Linked DNA regions of Homo sapiens: region 2 is linked to region 1. A link is an interaction called in ENCODE POLR2A ChIA-PET data of the cell type or tissue named here. Cell type or tissue: GM12878. All regions are shown on one strand. Each heading gives the region's core, and the rest is flanking DNA. Links, peaks and the distances in the headings are about the cores only.

The links. ChIA-PET counts read pairs that join two places held together with the same protein. Peaks named below come from ENCODE experiments on the same cell type or tissue, not always from the same donor. Only the 100,000 strongest peaks of a DNase experiment are listed, where the experiment ranks them.
Region 2: POLR2A ChIA-PET joins it to region 1 with 10 read pairs; 4 of 35 experiments call an interaction of 5 or more read pairs at or near these places.

The regions. Positions count from the first base shown.
Region 1 is chr17:59,836,209-59,839,116 of GRCh38, forward strand. VMP1 (vacuole membrane protein 1) reads left to right here. Exons shown (of 12, transcript NM_030938.5): 11 at 2,087-2,189. Among named protein-coding and RNA genes, the nearest start is that of MIR21, 3.6 kb to the right of the region's middle. RefSeq lists enhancers at 1,002-1,461, 1,043-2,908, 1,207-2,406, 1,912-2,641. In GM12878, for the core only: no CTCF peak of the experiment used is centred there; DNase peaks (open chromatin) are centred at 1,543 and 2,201; H3K4me3 peaks cover 1,833 bases; H3K27ac peaks cover 2,500 bases.
Region 2 is chr17:59,423,364-59,426,271 of GRCh38, forward strand. No RefSeq gene overlaps it. Among named protein-coding and RNA genes, the nearest start is that of MIR4729, 59 kb to the left of the region's middle. In GM12878, for the core only: no CTCF peak of the experiment used is centred there; no DNase peak of the experiment used is centred there.

The DNA of each region.
Region 1 (2,908 bases), core at 303-2,802:
ATTTTTTTATTTTTATTTTTATTTATTTATTTATTTTTTTGAGGCAGGGTCTCTGTCACCGAGGCTGGAGTACAGTGCAGCCCTGAGCTTCCTGGGCTCTCACTGTAGCCTCCTGAGTAGCAGGGACTACAGGCACATGCCACCATTCTCAGCTCATTTTTGTATTTTTTGTAGAGACAGGGTTTCACCATGTTTCCCAGGATGGTATTGAACTCCTGGGCTCAAGCCATCCTCCCATCTTGGCCTCCCAAAGTGCTGGGATTACAAGCGTGAGCCACCACACATGGCCTAGAGGACCTTTTTAACAACTTCACCCCTCACTGATCTCTCTTTTCTCCCTCCAATTCCTTCGGTATATATCTTCTGTACCAAAAACTTTAATATTGAATTGTAAATTATTTTGTTCACAGATCAGTTCGTGTGTGTGTGTGCGCACACATGTGTGCGCATCTGCCTATGTTTTGAATCCAAATCCCCATAAATGATTTTAAGTTCCTTGTGGGCAGTTTGGTTTTTTTTTTTTTTGGCTTTTTTCCCAGCAAAAGGAATCAATTAAGTATTTGGTGACTGATAGATAAAAAGGATTAAAGAAAAGAATCAGCCAGAAGTTAGGGATATGTTAGCATCTGATAAAATATAATAGCAAAAACTCTTCTATTCCTGCTTTTTGTTATAAAAAGCAGCAAGGAATTGTTCTAGAAAAGAAGTGAAGGCCAGTCGCGGTGGCTCACACCTGTAATCCCAGCACTTTGGGAGGCCGAGGAAGGGGGATCACGAGGTCAGGAGTTCAAGACCAGCCTGGCAAAGATGGTGAAACCCCATCTCTACTAAAAATACAAAAAAAAATAGCCAGGCATGGTGACAAGCGCCTGTAATCCCAGCTACTTGGGAGGCTGAGGCAGGAGAATCACTTGAACCCTGGAGGTAGAGGTTGCAGTGAGCCGAGATCAGGCCATTGCACTCCAGCCTGGGGGACAGAGTGAGACTCTGTCTCAAAAAAAAAAAAGTGAAGTGAAGTGAATTTGAGTCAGTGTACTTAATAGGACAAGCATTAGGCAGTGTTGCAAGTACATATCGGAATCTCTTTGGCTGGCTCTAAGAAAGAGTTTGAACTTATTTACCTCCTTAGCCCTATGTAACAGGTAAGAAACTAAAAGGTACAGAAAATAGAGATGTTTGATTTTTCTAAGTTGCCCCAAGCTACCGTTTTTAAAAACGCCTGCAAGCATGTCTAAAACAGGAGCCTGTTAGCTACAGTTGCCAAACCGGTTTAACAGCACTGCCTCCATGTATTCTGGGTAAGAAGGAGCTCCGAGTACATAAATTTATCAAAGATCACTATCCCAATCATCTCAGAACAAGCTGTTACTAATGTACTGGAGTTTCTGTGCAAACTGTCTACCATAAACCATGAAAGGATTCAAAGTTCATAGTTCCTTCTTTGTTCCTTTGTTAATCACTGACTTCTGACTAGTGGGAGGTGCCTCCCAAGTTTGCTAATGCATTCTTTTTGGATAAGGATGACGCACAGATTGTCCTAATAAGGACTTAGATTGAGAAAGACCGCCCCCTCTGAGAAGAGGGGACAAGTCAGAGAGAGGGCGGGCAGTTTCTTTTTTAACTAGGGATGACACAAGCATAAGTCATTTCCTTATTAATTGGTTCAAACCAGTTCTTACAGGAACTAGTGGTGATAAATGTGGGACTTCTGAGAAGTCATTCATTTTATTCTTTGTGCCATACCAGAGTACAGTATCAGCTGAGCTGACCTTACTCTGAGGACTAACTCTTTTGCTGGAAGCGGTTTCTGATTTACAGCTCTTGGTTTCTCCCAGACATGTTGGTGGGAGAGATTTTGGTTTTTAAGGGGTTGTTAGATGGAGTAAATTTTCTTTTTTTTTTTTTTTTTTTTTAACTAAAAAGGGGTCACAGAATTTCAGCAGTTCTCTGATTTTTATATTTTATTCCTCTTCCTATCCAATCCCTGCCTTTTGAGTCCAGGTGGTAAGTACATTTTCTTTAACGTTTTTCCTGCTTTTCTTCCCAAATGTGTCTTTTTCTTTGGGCTACTGTACCCTGCTTCCAGTGCTGTCCCCGGCATAGGTCCATCTCTGCAGAAGCCATTTCAGGAGTACCTGGAGGCTCAACGGCAGAAGCTTCACCACAAAAGCGAAATGGGCACACCACAGGTAAGACTTTAATCCGGTTTCTTCTCCCCTCTGGGAAGTTTCGGGCTGAAATTACATTCACAGCTCTCACTCACATTTTTAGGCAAATAAGTGAAGTTGGTTTGCCAGTGTTCCTTGACAGAAGTTGAGCGTCTGTGTATGCTCTACTGGGAAATTTGTCTTTGTCTTAGACTAGAAAGTGTAACTTCTGTACATCTTCTCCTAAAAACAAGGGTAGAGCCAATGGAAAGTAATGGTTCTGTTACATAGAATGAGTTGTTGCCTTGATCTTAAATGATGTATTGGTAGATATACTTCCCAAGTGGATTAAAAAGTTAAAACTTACAGCATAACAAAGTATTAGACTTACTGAGGTGACTTGAATATCTCCTTTTGATTTTCACTCTATTTTTCTTTTCACCCATGGGAAAATGATAATTTTTTAATAAACCAAGGCTCTTACCATAGCTGAACTTTAAAACTTAGACTGTCTTTTCTGTAAACGATTCTGAGGCAAAGGGAAATGACTAGAAGAGGATGAGTAAACAATAACCTGAAATGGGAAACTCGAGGGAAGCACAGGTTTTTTTTGTTTTGTTTTGTTTGGTTCGTTTTTTGTTCTTTGGGGTTTTTTTGAGACAGAATTTCGCTCTCGTTGCCCAAGTTGGAGTGCAATGGCGCGATCTTGGCTCACTGCAACCTCCGCCTCCCGGGTTCAAGCGATTCTCCTGCCTCAGCCT
Region 2 (2,908 bases), core at 141-2,640, 410 kb before region 1:
ATTCTCAGCAGGAGGTCAGTGAGAGAGACCTGAGCTCACTTCGTTCCTGGGCAGGAGTCAGCATTATCTGGATTTCTCAACTTTGGAAATAGAAACCCGAAGCAGTCCTGATCAAAGGGATATTGAGCTGTCTTTCCCAGGTCCTTGGGGAGTCTCCGAGCCCGGAGTACTGATAGCTTAAATAGCTATGACTCAGCAGAGCAGCAACTCTTCCCTCCCGATGTCATGAGTAGATGAGACTTGGAAAGGGGCACTGGGACTCCATTTCCGTGACCTCCCTCAGCTGAGAAGCCTGTGCTGAGCCAGCCCTTAGCTGGCCGGACAACCCCCATTGGCAGAGACACCCAATTAGGGAGATTCTGTTTCTGGCTCCTTGGAGGTGACCATTTTCATTTCAGGTGAAGGGCCACGGTAAATGAAGGGCAGGGTGCAGGAGGGCCTCACACTGTGGAGAAAGGACATTTTTAGCAATTTCTGTCAATGCCATGCATTTCTCAGAGAGTTCAGACTTTAGCCGTCTGGTAGACTCCCCATCGTCAGGTAGCTGGAAGTAAGACAGATCCCCGAATCTGGCCCAGGATATGCCCCGGAGAAACAGGACTGCCCCTGGATGCACAATAGCCCTCACTCTGCAGCAGCCACCAAACAGCCTTCACACGTGCTGCTTCAGCTCGTTCTCACCAACCCCAGCAGGTGGGTGGTATCAGCCCTCTTAGCGAGGAAAACAGATTTCAAAAAGGTGAAGTGAGTTGGTCATACAGCTAGCAGGTGACAATGACGAGACTAAAACCTCAGTCTGTCTGCCGCCGGAGGAGAAGCCAGGCATGAGCTGCCCTTGTGCCCCTGGCACATGCCCATCTGTGCCACTTCTACCTAGACCCAGGTGTCCCCGACTTTGTTGCTACCCCAAAGCTCACACTGAGGCCAGGGTAGTGAAGATCTGGTGTGTTGGGTAGGGGGTGCTGAGAGGTTGGGGGAGCGCTATGTCATTCTCTCGCCTTTCTATCAGGTGGGTGGGGATGCCGAGGTATGTCTTCTCAAACTGGAAGATTCATTTTGGTTCCTGGATCTCCGTAGAAGGAGGTTTGGATGGAGGTAGGATGTGGGAGGTGTTTTCTCTTCCTCCCTAAAAATACTTATTAAGCACCTCTTGGTTTCAGCTCTGGGCAGCCTGGGTGCTTTCAGATTATAGAACAATTTCATGACACCATGGATCTGGTATTTTTCTCTGCTGTTTTTCACATAGTCTTAATATAGTTTTACCTGATAAGAACTATCCACATGTGTATATCTTTTTAGAGTTCTAAGATAGCATAATCCACATACTTAGATGTACCTATAAAATATCTTTTTACAGAATAAAGGGCATGCTATTAAGGAATGACTTTTCTTCCACTGATTGTCATGTGGATCACTTCCTGAACCTGAAGGAGGTTCTGGAACTCCAGACACCGGGTCCTGAGCTCTAGCAAGTAGCTGAGGGAAGAATTTTCAGCCCCCAGCTGCCAGGGGTTCTCAACACAGAAGCAGGACCAGACCAAGCTTTTGGGAATTTGTTCATCATTGTACAGCCGTATCACGGCCTATCCGGAGTGGGAGGGCTGGAGAGTAATTTCCTGACCCTCAGGCTCTGAGCTATTGTTTTGGGGTCTTGCGTACTCTTTTGATCAATTATTTTTTCTGCCTTTAGCCATAACAAGCAACAGGATGGTGCAGCATCCAGGTTCAGAAAGCTGCCTCCTCTCACTTAGTCAAAGTTAATTAATTCTCACTGTACCTTGAACTAGGTCAGCTGCAGGGCTGTGCTGGGCCTGACCTGCTGTCAGGGGAGGGCATTTCTTGTCTGTCTCTTGATGTGCTGTCCTGGGCAGGGAAAGTGGGAAGGGGGTAGGTTTCACCTTTGCGTGGGATCATCTCTCCCCCTTTCTTCCGGGGAGGTGACCATTTTCAGATCTGTGGGTGGGGAGGAAAATCTTCTCTTCCAAAAATAATCTCTCTGCAGTGGGGTTTGAAGCTGGACCAAGCTGCTAGCGCTATTTTTACCCAGCTTGCAGTTCAGGGTGTAAATAGCAACTCTGGCTGTTTTTTCCCACAGCTGACAACAGAGTCAACCTCTTCGAGGCAGGAGCATTCTGGCATTTCGCACAGAGAAAACAGAACACAATTTGCCCTCGGGCCCAGTTGATGATTCCTGGACCGTGGGGTCGATATCCAGGGCTGGCATCTCCACGGTTCTTTTATCTCAGTCTCCACTATAAACACCAGGCCCCATGAGAGCTGCTGGGCTGAGGCTCATTTAAAGAAGCTTCCTGCGGAATGATGAGGGAAAAGGCAGGTCCGTAAATCCCCGCCTGCGCCCGCCGAGGATTCCAAGCGCATGAGCAGCTCCAGGCTCCAGCTTGCTGTCCCCCTTGCCCTCCTTCTTGCATTAGCAGGCACTTCCTCTAAGGCTGCTGCCCTGGGAGGGTTTCTTGCAAACCCACTAGATCTGAGGAAAGACAGAGAAAACATCTACTTAAGGCTGCCCAGATGACAGCATGTGTCTAAAAATATATGTCTCCTAGTTTTCGAGTGATCGAAGGCCCCACAGCCTTCAGCACTGGAGTCATTTAGAGGTCATGGTGAAAGGACTGGCTCCCTCCTTGCCTCCATTTAAGCAGAAGCTGCGAGAAAGCCCCCAAAGCCTTGGGTCATGTCTCCAACAGGCTCGGGTGAGTGGGAAGTTCGGCCTCATAGAAGGCCCCTTGCTGGTGCGGTTCATGAGGACGATAAATTAGCAAAGCTGAGGTGCGCCCATCACGGTGAGCAGTTCTCTATTGCTTCTCTTCTGGGGAATGAACAGGCTTCATTTGCTTTTCCCTGAGGCCAGGTTTCTAACCCAAATCTGTCCCTGGAGTCTTTGGCCTGA